Regions from separate parts of the Homo sapiens genome. Here region 2 is linked to region 1. Evidence: chromatin contacts called from ENCODE Hi-C or POLR2A ChIA-PET data. All regions are on one chromosome and are shown on one strand. Each heading gives the region's core, a stretch centred on a gene start or an enhancer-like site at or near the end of the contact. The rest is flanking DNA. Distances are from core to core; before and after follow the strand shown. Region 1 holds the start of SLC60A2 (solute carrier family 60 member 2). Region 2 overlaps REV3L (REV3 like, DNA directed polymerase zeta catalytic subunit).

Region 1 (5,398 bases), core at 1,203-3,702:
GAAACCCCATCTCTACTAAAAATACAAAAATTAGCTGGGCATGGTGGTGGGCGCCTGTAGTCCCAGCTACTCGGGAGGCTGAGGCAGGAGAATCGCTTGAACACGGGATGCGGAGGTTGCAGTGAGCCGAGACTGCACCATTGCACTCCAGCCTGGGCGACAGAGCGAGACTCTGTCTCAGAAAGAATAAATTAATTAATTAAATTAAGTCAGGTGTGGTTGCTTACACCTGTAATCCCAGCAATCTGGAAGGGAGAGATGGTAGGACTGCTTGAGCTCAGGGTTTTGAGATCAACCTAGGCAACCCCATCTCTACAAAAATAAAAATGAAAAAAATCAGCCAGGCGTGGTGGCGCATGCCTGTAGTCCCAGTTACTAGGGAGGCTGAGATGGAAGGATCGCTTAAGCCCTGAGGTCGAGACTGTAGTGAGTTCTGACTGAGCCACTGGAAAACGTCAAAACCTTGATCAAAACATCAAAATATGATTCCTGTTTTTTATGTTGTTAAACAGCAATATTTCTGGATGCACATGGAGTCCTTCCCCTGAACTATACATATAAAACATACAGGAGATAAACAATTTAAATGTTTCTAAATCTACACTTTTCTTCCACGCCATCAGAATTAGTCAGTAAAGGTTGCTTAAAAAATATTACACGCCCAAGTACAGAATGACTTTAACAATAAAACTTTACTCAATGCAGTGTCAGCAAGAGGTAAGGATTACAATTGACTTTCAGAGGAAATTCATTGGACATTTAAAGAAAAAAATGTTTCCAATCAGTCTACATTTCCAGAATAACTGATTCTAATTGCCCTGCTCTGCTCTAAATGCATGGGGTGCGCCCCCTGCCCAACTCGTAACAGTCCAAGACCACGGACCACTATGGGCCCAGGTGCACAGCAAGCACCTCGTACTTCGAGAGAAGCCTGAGCACAGAATCTAATCAAATTAGTTCATGTCTTCAAAGGATTTACAACAGGACCGGACAAGTCAGTGACGACTCACCAAAAGTCTGAAGTGATTTCTTTCTTCACCCCTCCCCACCGCCCCCAATCAAAATACTCTAAGAAACAACTGTGGCTCAGAGTCCCTGAGATGGTAAGTGACCACACATGACTCTTGGGAGGACTCATCCTCTCAACTCCCCCAGGATCATAATTATCAAGTGATAAGGAGGAGGTTTCCGAAAAGTGAATTGAGTGGCGACCCAGGGGTTTGGCAAAAGGCGCCTCTAGGCTTGCCCTTTGCTCCAAGAAAAACATTTAAGAATCTAAAGGTTGGTTTTATTAATAAATAGGATGGTGGGCAGAGTAAAAGACATATTTCTGGCTCTATCACTTAACCAGCTGTGTGATCCAGAAAGTCACTTTCCCCTCCGGGCCTATTTCCTTATCTGCAAAATTAAGCGGTTGGCTGAATTTGGTCAGATCACCAGGAAGAAATTCCAGAAAAGTAGTTTTTCTGTGTAATAATTTGGGGGTTGAGTGGGTGGGTGCGGAGAGCAGCGGCCAAAGACCTGGTGAACCCCTCTTGCAACCTTCCCATCCGACGAAGGAGACGTAGGAAGGCTTGCCGGGCCGGGCGCCGTGGCTCACGCCGGTAATCCCAATACTTTGGGAGGCCGAGGTGGGCGGATCACCTGAGGTCAGGAGTTTGAAACCAGCCTGGCCAACATGGCGAAGCCCCGTCTCTACTAAAAATACAAAAATTAGCCGGGCTTAGTGGCAGGCGCCTGTAATCCCAGCTACTCGGGAGGCTGACGCAGGAGAATCGCTTGAACCCTGGGGGCAGAGGTTGCAGTGAGCCGAGATCGCACCACTGCACTCCAGCCTGGGCAACAGAGCGAGACTCCGTCAAAAAAAAAAAAAAAAAAAGCTTGCTGGAGCTGAAAGACGTATTCAGAAAATCTATTTCCTCCAAGATTAGAATTGTGCCCATTTTCTAGATGATGAAACTGAGGCCCAGTCAGATTAGGTAACGCGCCCAAGGTCAGTTTGCAAGTGGCGAAGGCAAGACTCGAACGCCCCGGCCTGGGAGTGTTGCAGCCCCGGCTCTCACCAGCCCCAGGAAGGAGGCACACAGCATCAAGGTGGTGAACCACCGCAGCTTGCTCCCGGTCCCACCGCTCTGCCAGGAGACCACCACCACCTCCGGCTCCGGCTCATTCTCCGCCGGGGCCTCCGCCTGCAGGAGCCGCTGCCCCGCAGCCGGGGGCCCGGCCCCACGGAGCTCCACCTCTAACTCCAGCTCGGCGGCTCCGGAGAAGTCGTCTTGCTGCCGCCGCGCTTCTCAGCAGAACTTCTGGAGCTCCGAGAAGAGCACTGGCCCCGACCCCAGGCACGGGTGTCCCTCCGGGCGCCACCTCCCAGCGGACCGCCCGGAACCGGGGCAGAGAAGAGGAACTTCGGCACGCCGCAGGTGTTCGTGGCAAAAGACGCTCGCTCTCCAGCAAGCAGGCGCATGCGCGGGTCACGTGGCGGAAATGTGGCCTCTCGCCAACCGCTATCGTGCCTCAAGCCGGAAGTTGATATGGTTGCCTAGGAGACCGGACGTAGCTCTCTAGCCTAGGCATCATACTTAGCTGAGCTCACAGAGGCTGGCGGACGTGCGCCCCATGGCGGAGCGAGCTGAAGTTGCAGCCTGGGACCAGGGAAATCAAGAGGTAAAAATGCGGCCAAACCATTATGAGGAAAAGGGGCCAAGAATTACACTGTAGCGCCTCGCGCCGGCTCCCCGGTCTCCTGGGGAGCGAAGGGAGCCTGAAGAGCTGGTCCTTATACAGCTTTCTGAAATCCCTGAGATCTGTCAATGAATCGCGCATCTTTCACTCCACAAGTATTTGTTGAACGTCATTGTGTAAGTTATCACGTATATTATCTCAACCCTCACAACACTCCAAATTCCACGTTATCCCCGTTGTACAGATAGAAAGATTAAGTCATAGAAAATAATTAACAATCTGCCCAAGCTCAGTCATCGAATTAGTGGCCGTATATAAACAGTGTAACAGTAGCTCAAGAAAGAAATCGGGATCCAAAGCTGTGGTTTCAAACACAATTCCTGAAATAATTCCAATTCCTGAAATAATTCCATCGTTGTAAAGAAGTGGAGCGTGGCATCGATTTGAGGAATTTTTTTTATATACTTTAAGTTTTAGGGTACATGTGCACAACGTGCAGGTTAGTTACATATGTATACATGTGCCATGTTGGTGTGCTGCACCCATTAACTCGTCATTTAACATTAGGTATATCTCCTAATGCTATCCCTCCCCCCTGATTTGAGGAATTGTTTTCCTTTTGCTCTTTAACAAAGCGTACCACAGCCTCAAAATGTTATATACTTTTCTTTGTGGTCTATTTGAAATGTTCTTTTCCACCTGATTCTTCCAACTTTCATCCACTTAGGCTCCCAGACTACAAACCTTAGTCTCATCATCCCTTGCAACCCGTCTCTCCAGACTTATTCGTTTAGTCATTAAGTCTTCCCCCCACCCGCACCCCCACTTTTTTTTTTGTTTGTTTGTTTTCTTTTTTGAGACAGAGCCTATGTCGCCCGGGCTGGAGTGTTGTGGCGCTTTTTGGTAGAGACGAGTTTTCACCATGTCGGCCAGGCTGGTCTCGAACTCCTGACCTCAAGTGATTCGCCTGCCTTTGGCCTTCCAAAGTGCTGAGATTACAGGTATGAGCCACCATGCCCCGCCAAGCATTTCTTTTTTATTTATTTATTTATTTATTTATTTATTTATTTATTTATTTATTTGAGACGGAATCTCGCTCTGTCGCCCAGGCTGGAGTGCAATGGTGCGATCTCGGCTCACTGCAACCTCTGCCTCCTAGGTTCAAGCGATTCTCCTGCGTCAGCCTCCTGAGTAGCCGGGATTACAGGCGCGTGCCACCACGCACGGCTAATTTTTTTATTTAGTAGAGACGGGGTTTCACCATGTTGGTCAGGCTGGTCTCGAACTCCTGACCTCATGATCCGACCGCCTCGGCCTCCCAAAGTGCTGGGATTACAGGCGTGGGCCACCGCGCCCGGCCCGCCAAGCATTTATTTTAGAGCAGGTCAGCTGGCATTCCTTCATATGAGAATGTCTTTATTTCACTTTGATTCCTGAAAATATTTTCACTGAAAATAGAGTTCTGGGCTAACCGTTATTTCCTTTCAGCACAGAAAGATGAGATTTCTATTCGAGTTTTAGCTACCCATGCCACCCAACAGTTCCCAGCTGGGGTCTCTCCTCAGGACAAACCACAAGAAAAGAAGAAAAAAGCCAGGAAATTCATCCCCTTGCAGGTTTCTAAGTTTTGACTCCCTACCTCAATTCTTTATTTACTTTTCAGAGGCGGCAGGTAGTTGCCATTTGTATTTTGTCATGAGTCTTTCAGTCGTAATCAGTGAGAGAGGGGCTGAAGTAGACTAATGACGCCAAACCAGGACTTTTCTACCTATCTTTGGAGAATCCATGTTAAAACAAACAAACAAACAAACAAACAAACAAAACCTACTTTGGTAGGTAGTCTTTTCTCACCTGCCTTTCAGCCTTGAGGCTGGTTTAGTTTCACAACTATATAGTTGTGCTGCTCCTAAATCTTGTCACAGGTTTTACCTCGTGTTACAGTTCTTTTAGCACTTATCTTCAGTTCCTTAGTAGATTATAAACTCAATGAGATTGAAACTATGGATGTTATATGTCTCTCCCCTAACATTGTATTACATACTTAGTAGCTATTACCTAACTGAATTGATTAATTACCTAACTGAATTGAGGTTCAGTAAAGCCATTTTTAAATTAAATATTTTAATTCACCCTGATTAAATGTAAAAAAAAAAAAAAGAAAAAGCCTTCTCTAAATGGAAAGATCTACTTTCTGATTCTTCATTCCCCACTTCACTCTTGAAAGCAGCAGTATATTTTTTCCAGTTGCCTCCAGAGGTCACCCACCACCTTTGAGAAAAAAAAAAAAAAAAAAAAAAGCATAAACTACAGCATTGCTTCATGCAGATTTCTCTTAGATCAATAGTGAGGATCAAGTTTTTTCTTGAGAGGCAATTTCAGAGAAATAAAGTGTCTATGAGCCACATTTTCTACTGAAAATAAATATAGCTTTATTGATTCTCTTAAAAAATAAGTATTTTACAATGTATATGGCTTAATTTATCTAAAAGGAAAATATCTGGATTTTAGTCACTAATCTGGTACTATCTGGGTGTATTTGTGAAATAGTAACAAGAAGGCAGGTTTTAATCTTTCAACTTAACTTTTTACTTTGGGTGAGAGAGAGAAATTAGACAGATCATGTTTGGAGACTGCATATCACTGTGAGGACCTATTTAATTTTTATTTGCCAGAAGGACCATCCTTTTTACTTATCATGTGATGTCCAATTTGT
Region 2 (5,398 bases), core at 2,439-4,938, 43 kb before region 1:
GGTCAGGCTGTTAAATGGTCCTTTCCTAGACTTTCTTATGTTTTTTCTGCACTCAATGACAAACACATCACTACTTGGTGCCATCAATTTACCCAGAGCCCATCCTCCTTCAACATTAGGTGTTCATTCTTTTTTTCTTTTTATTTATTTATTTTTATTTTATTTTATTTTTGAGGTAGGGTCTCACTTTGTCACCCAGACTGAAATGCAGTGGCATGATTACAGCTCATTGCAGCCTCAACCTCCTGGGCTCAAGTGATCCTCTCAGCTCAGCCTCCCATGTAGCTGGGACTACAGGCATATCCCACCATGTTTTACTAATTATTTTTTTTTAGACATCGGGTCTCACTATGTTGCCCAGGCTGGTCTCAAACTGTTGGACTCAAGCAATCCTCCCACTTCAGCTGCCTAAGGGCTGGGATTACAGGCATGAACCATGATGCCCGGCCATCTTATTTCTTATAAAAATACAGTTTAAAAGAAAGTGATGCCACAGCCATAAAAAAAGAATAAAATCGGCCGGGCGTGGTGGCTCATGCCTACAAATCCCAGCACTTTCGGAGGCCGAGGCGGGCGGATCACGTGAGGTCGGGAGTTCGAGACCAGCCTGACCAATATGGAGAAATTCCATCTCTACTAAAAATACAAAATTAGCCAGGCGTGGTGGCACATGCCTGTAATCCCAGCTACTCAGGAGGCTGAGGCAGGAGAATCGCTTGAACCTGGGAGGCAGAGGTTGCAGTGAGCTGAGATTGCAGCATTGCACTCCAGCCTGGGGAACAAGAGCGAAACTCTGTCTCAAAAAAAAAAAAAAAAGAACAAAGAACAAAATCATGTCCTTTGTAACAACATGGATGCAGCTGGGGCTATTATCCTAAGCAAATTAACGCAGAAACAGAAAACCAAATACTGCATGTTCTCACATATAATGAACATTGGGTACTCATGGACATAAAGATGGGAATGATGAACACTAGGGATTCCAAAAGGGGGGTGAGGAGAGGAAAAGTTGAAAAACCACCTGTCAGATACTACATTTACTGCATGGGCAACAGGATCATTAGAAGCTCAAACCTCAACATCATACAGTATACCCATGTAACAAACCTACATGTATACCCTTGGATCGAAAAAAAAAAAAAAAAGAAAAAGCGATGCTATTTATAAATAATGATGGTTTGTCATCTTTCAAGAGCTATTTTAATTTGAGGTGTTTTTCAAGAACGTTCAAATGAATGTCTCCCATACACTAATTTGTAGAAATTTTTAATGAAGCAGAAATTACTAGAGATGTAATGAGAATTAGAAACACATCCAAACAGGAGATTTTACATCATTCTCAATCCAAGACCAATCAAGTGATCAGAAATAAGTGAAATTATGGAAATTGTAAACATTATAAGTCAGACCTTGTGATTATATATCAAACTCTGTAACCCAGTACCAAAAAATGTACTTCTTAAGTGTTTCTAGAATGTTTTAAATGTCTCCCATGCACTAATTTGTAGAAATTTTTAATGAAGCAGAAATTACTAGAGATGTAATGAGAATTAGAAACACATCCAAACAGGAGATTTTACATCATTCTCAATCCAAGACCAATCAAGTGATCAGAAATAAGTGAAATTATGGAAATTGTAAACATTATAAGTCAGACCTTGTGATTATATATCAAACTCTGTAACCCAGTACCAAAAAATATACTTCTTAAGTGTTTCTAGAATGTTTTAAAAATATCTGGCCAGGTGTGGTGACTCATGCCTGTAATCCCAACACTTTGGGAGGCCAAGGCAGGTAGATCACCTGGGGTCAGGAGTTTGAAACGTTTGGCCAACATGGAGAAACCCCAGCTCTACTAAAAAATACAAAAATTAGCCAGGCATGGTGGCATGAGCCTTGTACTCCCAACTACTCAGGAGGCTGAGGCAGGAAAATCACTTGAACCCAGGAGGCAGAGGCTGCAGTGAGCCGAGATCACACCACTGAACTCCAGCCTGGGTGACAGAGCAAGACTCCATCTTAAAAAAAAAAAAAAAAAAAAAAAAAAAAAAAAAAAAGTCATAGTCTGTTAAAAAAAAAAAAAAAAAGCCTCGGCTGGGGATCATGGCTCACGCCTATAATCCCAGCACTTTGGGAGGCTGAGGCAGGAGGATCACTTGAGGGCAGGAGTTTGAGACCAGCCTGGCCAACATGGCAAAACCCCATCTCTACTAAAAATACAAAAATTAGCAGGGTATGGTGGCAGGCACCTATAATCCCAGCTACTTGGGAGGCTGAGGTAGGACAATCGCTTGAGCCAGGGAGGCAGAGGTTACAGTGAGCTGAGATTGTGCCACTGCACTCCAGCCTGGGCAACAGAGTGAGACTCCATTTCAAAAATAATAAATTAAAAATAAAATAATAAAAATTAAAATTTAAAATTAGCCAGGCATGGTGGCGGGCACCCGCAATCCCAGCTACTAAGGAGGCTGAGGCAGGAGAATCACTTGAACCTAGGAGGCAGAGGTTGCAGTGAACTGAGATCATGCCACTGCACTCCAGCCTGGGCAACAGAATGAGACGCTCTCTCTCATCTCAAAAAAAAAAAAAAAAAGAAAGAAAAGAAAGCCTCAGTACATTTCAAAAAGTAGAAATATTACAAATGAATGTAATACAATGCTATAAAATGGTAATTAATTACAAACTAAAAAAAAAAGTGATCCTTCCACTTGTAAATTCTGTTAAACAAAATGAAAACACTGCAAATCAGATTCTAGATGGCAGACCTCAGAGAAAAATTCATCACCTTAACACTGTTAATCATAAACATGAAAGAATGAAAGCAAATGAAGCAAGCATCTGACTGAAAAATTTTTTTTGAGACGGAGTCTCACTGTTGCCCAGGCTGGAGTGTAGTTGGTGCAATCTTGGCTCACTGCAACCTCTGCCTTCCAGGTTCAAGCAATTCTCCTGCCTCAGCCTCCCGAGTAGCTGGGATTACAGGCATGCACCACCACGCCCAGCTAATTTTCGTATTTTTAGTGGAGACAGTTTCACCATGTTGGCCAGGTGGTCTCAAACTCCTGACCTCAGGTGATCCACCTGCCTCTGCCTCCCAGAGTACTAGGATTACAGGCATGAGCCACTGTGCCCAGCCTTGACTAAATTTTTTTTGAACAAGAAAGCCAAAGGATAGTAAAAAGAATAAAGATTAAAGCAGATATTTTTTAAGTGCCTGCCTCCCTATGTGCTACAAAGTAGATGTCCGGGTTGGGGCACTAAAGTTTTAAATGTAAGCCTGAATCAAGCTATAATGCTCAGGGTTTAAACCAGTAAAGGATCTTGAAACTAAACACTGAGTTAAATTTAGTGAGTCAAGTAATTCCATCCTGGCTTATTTATCAGACAAGCACAGAAAGAGCTTAAATATTTATCAGTTTGTCCTGGCACCTGAATGTAACTGCAATTCATAGAGCTGTAATACAGAAATTCTATATTTGGGAATAGATTTGAGTCTCTTGGCAGAGATCTAATTAGCAAAGGCTTCATCATAGAACAGCATACTCAGTCTTCATGGAGCATACTGAAGCACATGTTTGTAAGCAGTCTGCTTGTGACAATATCATAATATTGGATACAGTAACCAGTCTACTTAGAAAAAGTGTGCCCTTCGGTTAACTGGAAGATAACTGGGGCAAAGAACAAAACTTCACTGGCCTGTGAGCCATCTCTGAAACTGAAACCCTTTGATAAATATAGATCAAAGAATTCACTAGAGCGTATTTGATTTCTCTTAAAAGACAATCCAGAGTAGTTGTTGCCATTTGGTATGGCTTTTTTAAAATCACTTGTCTACACTATTCAGGTGAAAGTCGGCCTGCATTTTCTTAACCTTTGGAGTCTTCATTGGCATCCTTTTTAATTTTTTTATGTTCTTCATGTTTTATAACCTTTTTTTTAACTATATATGCAACTTGAGACTTTAAAGTATTTTTAAAAATTGATCATTGTGTAAAACATTATAGTGCTTCTCTTTTTAAAAATTGCCTTATGATTTATTATTTTCCTTAAGATCAGATCTTATTATACATCCAAATCATCTGGGAAGCCTTAAGAAGTACAGATTCTTAGGCTTTCATGCCTGGAGATTCTGACTCATTATGGGTCTGGGATGGGGCACTTGTTTATTTTTAAGCTCATTGTTAGCCAGGGTTAAGAACCACTGGTCTGCACCACTACTTTCAAATTCACATTATTTGATTTTTTTTTTTTTTGAAATTTTACAGCTGGGTCTCTGGGGGTGACATCACATGTTGGCAGGTTCCTTGATGCCCCTTGAGCCACAAAACCAGCAAGTTTTTATTAGGGGTTTCAAAAGGGGAGGGGTGTACGAATAGGGAGTGGGTCACATGCTTCAAAGGCAGTAAAATATCACAACAGCAAAGAGGCAGAGTGAGATCACAAGGCCAGGGTGAAACTAGAATTACTGATGAAGGTCCATGTCGTGCTGGGCACACATTGTCATTGATAAACATCTTAACAGGAAACAGGGTTCGTGATCAGACAACCAGTCTGACTAGAATTCGCCAGGCTGGAATTTCCTAATCCTAGCAAGCCTGGGGGTGCTGCAGGAGGCCAGGGCATATTTCATCCCGTGTCTACAACTGCATAAGACAGACACTCCCAGAGTGGCCATTTTAGAGACCTACCCCTGAGAATGCATTCGTTTTCCCGGGGTTATTCCTTGCTGAGAAAAGAATTCAGCGATATTTCTCCTATTCGCTTTCTGAAAGAAGAGAAATATGACTCTGTTCTGCCAGGCCCTGCAGGCAGTCAGATTTTATGGTTATCTCCCTTATTCCCTGCAAATCGCTGTTATCCTGTTCTTTTCAAGGTGCTCAGATTTCATATTGTTCAAACACACATGCTTTACAAACAATTTGTGCAGATAACGCAATCACCACAGGGTCCTGAGGCGATATACATCCTCAGCTTACGGAGATGACGGAATTAAAAGATTAAAGACAGGCATAGGAAATTATAAGAGTATTGATTGGGGAAGTGATAAATGTTCATGAAATCTTCACAATTCATGTTCAGAGATTGCAGTAAAGACAGGCATAAGAAATTATGAAAGTATTAATTTGGGGAACTAACAAATGTCCATGAAATCTTCACAATTTATGTTTTTCTGCTGTGGCTTCAGCAGGTTGCTTTTCTCTTCTGGAATACGAAAAAGAGTAACTTTTTTATGATTGGCATATGAGAATATAGTCTAAGTACTTTGAAAACGTGTTTATAGTTCATGTAAGAGACATTCTTTGGTAATTGGGTAGCTTATGTAGATTTTAATAGGATTCCATTGTAAATGAAAGTTAATCTTAGGAATTAAATGAATCCTTAGGGAAATTTGTACTCT

What was found. A loop is a pair of places that touch in the nucleus more often than their neighbours do. ChIA-PET counts read pairs that join two places held with the same protein, here RNA polymerase II (POLR2A). Pooled maps may share reads with other maps.
Region 2: a loop to region 1 is called in a map of GM12878, with 3 times the contacts of the local background. The contact joins the enhancer-like site here to the promoter of SLC60A2 in region 1. A Hi-C loop is called at or near these places in 3 of 168 maps with a recorded cell type or tissue (Caco-2, GM12878 and psoas muscle), 17 of 37 single-sample maps with no recorded cell type and 14 of 50 pooled maps. POLR2A ChIA-PET finds 5 or more read pairs at or near these places in 9 of 52 experiments (Caco-2, GM12878, HEK293T and 5 more).

What each region holds. Positions count from the first base shown.
Region 1 is chr6:111,256,393-111,261,790 of GRCh38, reverse strand. It overlaps SLC60A2 (solute carrier family 60 member 2), which reads right to left and starts at 2,452. Exons shown (of 4, transcript NM_153369.4): 1 at 2,064-2,452. The coding sequence starts at 2,090. SLC60A2-DT (SLC60A2 divergent transcript) reads left to right here and starts at 2,579. Exons shown (of 3, transcript XR_001743807.2): 1 at 2,579-2,667. LOC124901378 (a long non-coding RNA gene) reads right to left here. Exons shown (of 2, transcript XR_007059708.1): 2 at 4,081-4,953. RefSeq lists enhancers at 2,343-2,422, 2,743-2,802, 5,346-5,398.
Region 2 is chr6:111,300,361-111,305,758 of GRCh38, reverse strand. The region is part of intron 31 of REV3L (REV3 like, DNA directed polymerase zeta catalytic subunit); the gene reads left to right. Among named protein-coding and RNA genes, the nearest start is that of SLC60A2, 44 kb to the right of the region's middle. Within about 2 kb of position 3,688, at least 2 of the 41 ENCODE cell types and tissues checked have a DNase peak (open chromatin) inside an H3K27ac peak, as active enhancers do; they include GM12878 and OCI-LY7, where a contact is called at or near this core.